2 separate regions of the Homo sapiens genome follow, and region 2 is linked to region 1. A link is a contact called in ENCODE POLR2A ChIA-PET data. All regions are on one chromosome and are shown on one strand. Each heading gives the region's core, a stretch centred on a gene start or an enhancer-like site at or near the end of the contact. The rest is flanking DNA. Distances are from core to core; before and after follow the strand shown. Region 1 has its middle 160 kb from the start of LINC02344. Region 2 has its middle 49 kb from the start of LINC02344.

Region 1 (3,819 bases), core at 396-2,895:
ACCATCTGGGAATTCAACCCAGTAGGTTTCAACCTCATTTTATCCAGCCCCTATTCAAGATGGAGTTGCTCTGGTTCACACGCCTCTGACATAATACTTAACTCAGAATCAATGAAATAAGCTCTGGGAAGTACCTAGATCTGGTAGACATTCAGTAAATGATAACTGTATTATTACAATATCTGTCAGGCCTCTGAGCCCAAGCTAAGCCATCATATCCCCTGTGACCTGCACATATACATCCAGATGGCCTGAAGTAACTGAAGAATCACAAAGGAAGTGAAAATGGCCTGTTCCTGCCTTAACTGATGACATTACCTTGTGAAATTCCTTCTCCTGCCTCATCCTGGCTCAAAAGCTCCCTTACTGAGCACCTTGTGACCCCCACCCCTGCCCGCCAAAGAACAACCCCCTTTGACTAATTTTCCTTTACCTACCCAAATCCTATAAAACGGCCCCACCCCTGTCTCCCTTCCTGACTCTCTTTTCGGACTCAGCCCGCCTGCACCCAGGTGATTAAAAAGCTTTATTGCTCACATAAAGCCTGTTTGGTGGTCTCTTCACATGGACGCGAGTGAAAACATTCAATTGTCATCATTTCACTACCAGAGGTTCTTGCATTTAGGTTCCTCAGAAGAATCCTCTGGGACAACAGGTTTCAAACCTTATTCCTCAGAACTCTACAGCTCCTCATCACATTGTGTGAGGTTTAATGGAGAAACAGATTAGGCTGGACTCTAGATTTCCATTTTATTATTTATCTCTAAGGTTGTAATGTGCAAATAAAGTTTATAAACCATTTTTTTATGAGAAGTGGTTTTAGACAGAGATCCTTGATTGTATTTTATAAAGTCTACAACAGAGTGAGGCTAAGTTCTTGTACTTTCTTTTCAACCCCCAAGGTCTCACAGATCACTGATGAAATGTACCATATAGACTCTTAGGAATTTTTGCTAAATCCTTTCATTGGATTTTAAAAAGAAAAAAACAAAGAAATGAACAAAACAATAATCTTGAAATTTTCCAGATTAGAACACGTTCTCTCCTAATACATGATTTGGGATTTCTTTTCTTAAGGGACTGCTCTGATCTTAGACAATCAAATCATCAATGTTTTCAATTTTATATTAATGTCTCCTAAGCTAACTCAGCCCTCACATTCATTTATTCAAAAATATTTGTTGAGTGTCTACTGTGGTGCCACGTACCAGAAATACCATGGAGAAATGTTTTCCGTTTTCTACCTGGCATTTTTCCAAGGTCTGTTATCCTTTCAACAGTTCAGTTCAGCACAGAACTTGCATTTTAATTTTCATTACAAACAGCCTGCCCATCTACCACTGGCACATTCTCTAGCATGTCATAAGCAAGTCACATGGCCACATAGTATTGAAACGGGAGACTTCCCTGACTCCCTTTACAGGATATGAGACAGGGGTATGGCTCCCTTGTTCGGTTGCCCACTGCTCAGACCCCTTGTGAGAGGAGGAGCATGCAGATGGGCAGGTGCAGAGGCCAGGGCGAGCACTTTGGGCTCTGGCCCCATGGTAATGTCTAATGGTGGGTGCCTGCAACCTCAGTGTTACAAAGCTCTTTCAGCTTGGCCACCCGCAGACGGCTTGAGTGTTAATCAGCTCAGTGGACCTTCTGCCTTTTCGCAAGGGCAGAGGGCCAGTGTGACAGCTTCCTGTATCCCGAGCTCTTGTCCAGTGTCCCGGAAAAATTGGGTCACACACGGACTGGAAGGATGAATGTGAGGTTTTATTGAGTGGTAGAGGTGGCTTTCAGTGTGGTGGATGGGAAGCTGGAAGGGCGGGGGCTGGGGGATGGAGTGGGAAGGTATCTTCCCCTGGAGTTGGGCCACCCAGCGGCCGGAGGCAAAACTCCTCTTGCACCACCCCCAGCCAAACTCCTCTCAGCATCCAGATGCCCCTACTCTTCTTTCTCTCTGCCGCGTTGTTCCACTGTCGGTCTGCTTGCCTCCTGTGTCCTCACCTGCTGGTCTGCTCTGGAGCTTGGGATTTGGGGTTTATGTGGGTGCAGGATAGGGGATGTGGCGGACCAAAGAGGAGCGCGAAAACAGGAATATTTGTTCTCATTTAGGGCCATGAGTATCCAGGCTTGAGGGTGGGGCCTTTGCCGGGGAACTGCCTTCTTCTACCCAGTATTTCCCTGTCTCCTGTCCATATCAGTATAGTACATACCTACTAGCATCCTTCAATTTGCTATTTCAAATTAATTCCCCAGCGCAAAATAAGCATGTGGAATTCCTTAAAACACATAAAAAAACAAATTTTTGAAATCAGGTTGTAAACTATTGTCATTAATTCCATTTATAATTGTATCAGATAAAATTCTGTTAGTGGTTATTTAAACTTATGTGAAAGTTTAAAAAAAATTTACTTAATGAGTAATATTATTACTTTATGTCACAACCATTGCTTGCTTAACATACAGTTTTTCCTTAAGCTCAAGGTTATCGATCCATTTGATTTTTTTCCTTTCAGCAATGTTCCAATTTTGAAAATGATCTCAAAAATGATTTCTACCCCTTTTAGAAGAAAGAATACAATGGGTTACATTTCTGGTCTGGTAATTCTCTGAGAGTCTTCATGCAAATAATGAGAACTTGCAAAATGGGCAGAGATAAAGAAAAGAAAACTTGAAGTGATTAGCCCCATGGTGCGTCGCTGTTTCTTGAGCTTTTCAAATGCAAGCCACCATTGTTCAGATTAATAAAATTAGCACATTCCATTTTGGCCGTAGAAGCTGGATAAGTAAATTACTTCATACTTTCCATTAAACTCTAATTTAAACACTTTGAAAAGAAAGTATAAAAGGAAATTTTAATAGGTACATTGTTTTCAGATGTCTATATCCTGTTTTTTATTAGTTGATTGGACTTGACCCACATAAAAGTAACATTTAATTTCTCTAAGTCATGTATTAGACATTGGTCAGAGAAAGAAAATGAAGAATAATATGATGGCTTCTTAGCTTTTATTATAACTAAATAGAAAAATATCTGAATACTGGACCACTAAATTAATTTTTAACTTGGTTTACCAAGAGATAACTTAATAACACAAAAGGCTTTACTATAGTGAGTTGCCCTATGGAAGTTAAAAGAGAAGGCAGAAAACTATAAAGGCTATATGACTACATATAGATTATATAACTTGATATTTATTTTCCTGAACTGAGAGTTGATCTTTTTTTATTAGCAATTCTAATCAATTGATTAATCATTGACCAGAGGAAGAAAACTAATAATAAAATATGCTGGTATGAACTAGTTTATTAATAGTGGGGGAAGAGATGTGAATACCTTAGAAAGATATTTAGAAGCTAGAATCATTTAGGCAGGGTGTGAAATTAGAAAGAGATGGAAGAATGAAGGGTGACTCCCAGCAGAAAGCACACTGCAGGAAGACCAAGTCCAGTCAGCAGGGTGTGTTCAACTTGAGTGTAATGAATCTGAGGGACTTGAGGGTTAACCCAGTGGAGATGATTGTTGGGGAATTAAATATGAGTCTGAAATTCAGGTAAAGAAAATGTGTTAATAAGCATGACTTAAATGCTTTAAATGTGTTAACACAAAATCATATATGATCACAGCATAAAGAGGGATGAATTCTGTGAATATCAAAGAAGGCTACAGAGAGAAGTTGGTATTTGAACTTGAAAGATAGATAGGATTCCAGTAGTTGGAGAGAAGAAAGGATATTCCAGCTTAGGGCAATTTCATGTGCCAAGATTCAAAAGCTTGAAAGTGTTTGTATGATCAGGAAATGTCTGGTAGAAGAAAAAGCATAGAAT
Region 2 (3,819 bases), core at 928-3,427, 110 kb after region 1:
TTGAAAAAGAGAGTGAAGCTGCTTTGTGTTTGCATGCAGTTGAATTCAGCTGATATCAACATACCTGATGAATAAATAATGAATTGATGAGCAAATGAATAAACGCAAGCAAGGAAATAATTGCAAATTTAGTATTATTACTCTTATTACTCAATTTGACTCACACATTAGGCTTAAGTTTAAGCTTTTTAAATTTTATTTTTATTTAATTTTAATTTTTTTTTTTTTGTTTTTTTTTTTTTGAGACAGAGTCTTGCTCTGCTGCCCAGGCTGGAGTGCAGTGGCACAATCTCGGCTCACTGCAACCCGGACTCAAGTGATTCTCCTGCCTCAGCCTCCCAAGTAGCTGGGACTACAGGCATGCACCACCACGCCCAGCTAATTTTTGTAGTTTTAGTAGAGACAGGGTTTCACCACGTTGGCAAGGCTGGTCACAAACTCCTGACCTCAGGTGATCCGCCCTCCTCGGTCTCCCAAAGTGCTGAGATTACAGGCGTGAGCCACCGCGCCCAGCCAAGTTAAGCTTTTAGAATCTAGTTATCTGGTTTACCCTTCTCATTCCCCTTTATCTCTGCTCTTAAACAGGTAAAAATGCTGGTCATTTTTTTTTTTTTTTTTTTTTTTTACCATTCTGGGCAAATACTCTTTTACTCAGTTACCAGTTCCTCTGGCTTCTGCTTTCCTATTTTTCTGATCAATTTTACTTTTTTCCTGTGCTCACAGTTTAGGACAGCTGTACCAAATAGGCACTTTGCCTTTTTTTCATTTTGAAAACTTTCTTACTTTGACACTCTATGGATGCATCTAAGAGCAATTTCCCTTTCTGTTTTCTACATATATATATATATATATATATATATATATATATATATATTCCGAACCTTTCTTCCAAACCAAAAATCTGGATTTCCAAGGTGTGTTGAAACTATTATCAACCCAGACATGCATATATATATATATATATATTCCGAACCTTTCTTCCAAACTAAAAATCTGGATTTCCAAGGTGTGTTGAAACTATTATCAATCCAGACATGCATGTGTATATATATATATTCCGAACCTTTCTTCCAAACTAAAAATCTGGATTTCCAAGGTGTGTTGAAACTATTATCAACCCAGACATGATTCAGGAAAAAGATTATGTATATTCTTTGGAGTCTCTTTCTATTCTCTGCCATCATTTTGGTTCCATATGTAGGTCATCTGCTCTCTGCTAGTTTACCACCCATGCTCTTCCCATGGAGCCCTGGGCACATTTAACTAAGTCCCTCCTTGCTCAGCATGCAGTCTTTTTTGAGGGTAGAGGTGGGTGGAGTAAGGATTAAGGAGATGGGCAGGATATGAGTACCACAGTGGATGAAGAGATCAAAGAGTTTGAGGACTACATTTCTGTAGAACACGGTGGGTGTCATTAACTAAACCATTAGAGTAGTTTCAATACTCTGTACTTTGAGTCCTTATTCTACAATTCAAATTAGTATATTCTATTTTTATGCTAATTCACTGTTGTACTACTCTACTTCCAGGATTATTTACTTTTGTGCTACAGTACATAACTGCTACATTTTAAAGTTCATTGCAGCTTATTAATATTAAATGACGTGATTCAAAAGCATTTGCTTTCTCGGGCCAGTGGACACAGAGTACTCTTAAGATGCATTAAAATATGGATTGGTCAGTGTTTAACAAACCCTACTGAGTGGTTTCTGTGATTTAACAGTCAGCTTCCCGGACTCTTAGCTTGGCTGGCAACATGACAGTGCTTTAACCATTGATTTAGAAACTGAAGAGAAGGATTTCCGTTCAACAGCCACCAAGTAATAAACAGCAGGGTTAAAGCTAAAGGAAGAAGCTACCTAGTTGTTATTATTGGTTGTTAGATTCAAAGCAATGTCACTGTTCCTTTTATCTGAGTACAGCCTGTGATCAGACCTCATTGTACAAGACACTGTCCTTAAGCCTTAGTTATCTTTGCTGTAGAGCTGGGCTAGCCAACCAAGTTGCTCTCCCAGGGATAATTTATCTTGCAGGTGACACATTAAATAGAACCACGCAATCAAAGTTTGAATTCTAGCCTTCTGTTGTCTTGGTTGGTCAGGCTAAATTAATAATCGAACCTGGTGCCCTTGAACGAGCTCCCTGCTGTATACATTTAGCTGGCCAAACCACTTCCCCTCCCCCGACACTCCACCTCCTCATGGATGAAAACTTCTGGTAGAAAAACAAACTCACGAAGGAGAAAAGTACCAGGTGCATGAGACATGCAGATGACTAGAAAGGGAATGTGCAGCTTCGTGTTCGTGTTTCTTTTTTTTTTTTTTTTTTTTTTTTTTTTGAGACAGTCTCACTCCGTTTCTCAGACTGGAGTGTAATGGCACAATTTCAGCTCACTGCAACCTGTGCCTCCCAGGTTCAAGCAATTCTTCTGCCTCAGCCTCCCAAGTAGCTGGGATTACAGGTGCATGCCACCATGCCCTGCCAATTTTTTTCTTTTTTTTTTGTATTTTTAGTAGAGATGGGGTTTTGCCACGTTGGCCAGCCTGGTCTCAAACTTCTGATCTTAGGTGATCCACCTGCCTTGGCCTCCCAAAGTGCTGGGATTACAGGTGTGAGCCACTGCACCCAGCCACAGCTTTGTATTTCAAATCAAACACTGACTGTGTGCCAGTTACACTGGTCCCTGCAGAAGCCATTGCCAGACCTTTTTTTTTGACACAGGGTCTCACATTGTTGCCCAGGTGGGAGTTCACTGCAGCCTCGACCTTTTAGCCTCAAGCGATTCTCCTGCCTGGGACTCCCAAAGTGCTGGGATTACAGACATGAGCCACTGTGGCCAGCCTTACTGCCAGATTCTTCTCCGTGTGTAGTATTCCGTGGTAAACTCAGCCTCAAAGGAAGCATACGCTACCCATGTGGCATGTCTGTGAGACAAAGAAAGGGAAATAGTGGGAGAAACATGAAATGTCTTATGAGGGAATCTAAATAAATTTTGAAAGTTTGATTTCCAATATTTCATTTTTCAATTTATAATGGAAGCTCTAACTAGATGTTACCCACCATCCCAGACCAGCCCAGACCCACTAGGCCAAAAATATTTAAAGTATGTAAATGCCAATTATGTTGCGTATATAAATAAAGTACTGCCTGGAAGCTAGATATCATGGAATGATACTAAAGGCAGTTAAGTTTACGTTGTTCACTAATTATAATAGTAATAGCTAATATTTATTTAGCTATCAACAGAATAGCTAAATCATAGGAATACCATTTTTCTATAATGCTTATCGGTGGAAGAGCATTTATTTCTTATCAGTGTTACCAATGTAATCATGTTCTTCTGTAATTTCAAACATAAGATAGCCTATTTGTTACCAATGGAATCGCATTTTTCTGTAATTTCAAATGAGGCCTAGGCTATAGCCAATATATGTAGAGTCACAATTTCTACTCTCTTAAATTATGGCCTTTTAGAGTTCTTGAATCCATGTTTATTTGTTTACTTAACATTTGTGTGCTGGATGCTACAATGCAATATCGAGCAGAATCAGGGTCCCTCCCTTCATAGATTTCAGAGCCTACTGAAAGGACCAACAGTAAACAAATAACCACATAAATAAACTTACAATTACAGATGATATCAATGCTAAGTAGGAAGAGATACATGGCATCCCGAGAGTTGATATCAGCGATCTGCCCAGTGTGGGGAGGGTCTAGGAGAAGTGGCATTTCAGCTGAGGACAGTGGAGAGTAGGAGTTACCTGTGGGGAGGGGACAGGGCACAGCACCGCAAAAGCCCTGGATGCCAGGGAGATTCGG

What was found. ChIA-PET counts read pairs that join two places held with the same protein, here RNA polymerase II (POLR2A).
Region 2: POLR2A ChIA-PET joins it to region 1 with 13 read pairs in Panc1. The contact joins two enhancer-like sites. POLR2A ChIA-PET finds 5 or more read pairs at or near these places in 2 of 52 experiments (H1 and Panc1).

Annotation. Positions count from the first base shown.
Region 1 is chr13:33,488,622-33,492,440 of GRCh38, reverse strand. It overlaps a transcript of STARD13 not described here. Among named protein-coding and RNA genes, the nearest start is that of LINC02344, 160 kb to the right of the region's middle. RefSeq lists an enhancer at 2,381-2,957. Within about 2 kb of position 1,645, at least 6 of the 41 ENCODE cell types and tissues checked have a DNase peak (open chromatin) inside an H3K27ac peak, as active enhancers do.
Region 2 is chr13:33,382,274-33,386,092 of GRCh38, reverse strand. It overlaps a transcript of STARD13 not described here. Among named protein-coding and RNA genes, the nearest start is that of LINC02344, 49 kb to the right of the region's middle. Within about 2 kb of position 2,177, at least 2 of the 41 ENCODE cell types and tissues checked have a DNase peak (open chromatin) inside an H3K27ac peak, as active enhancers do.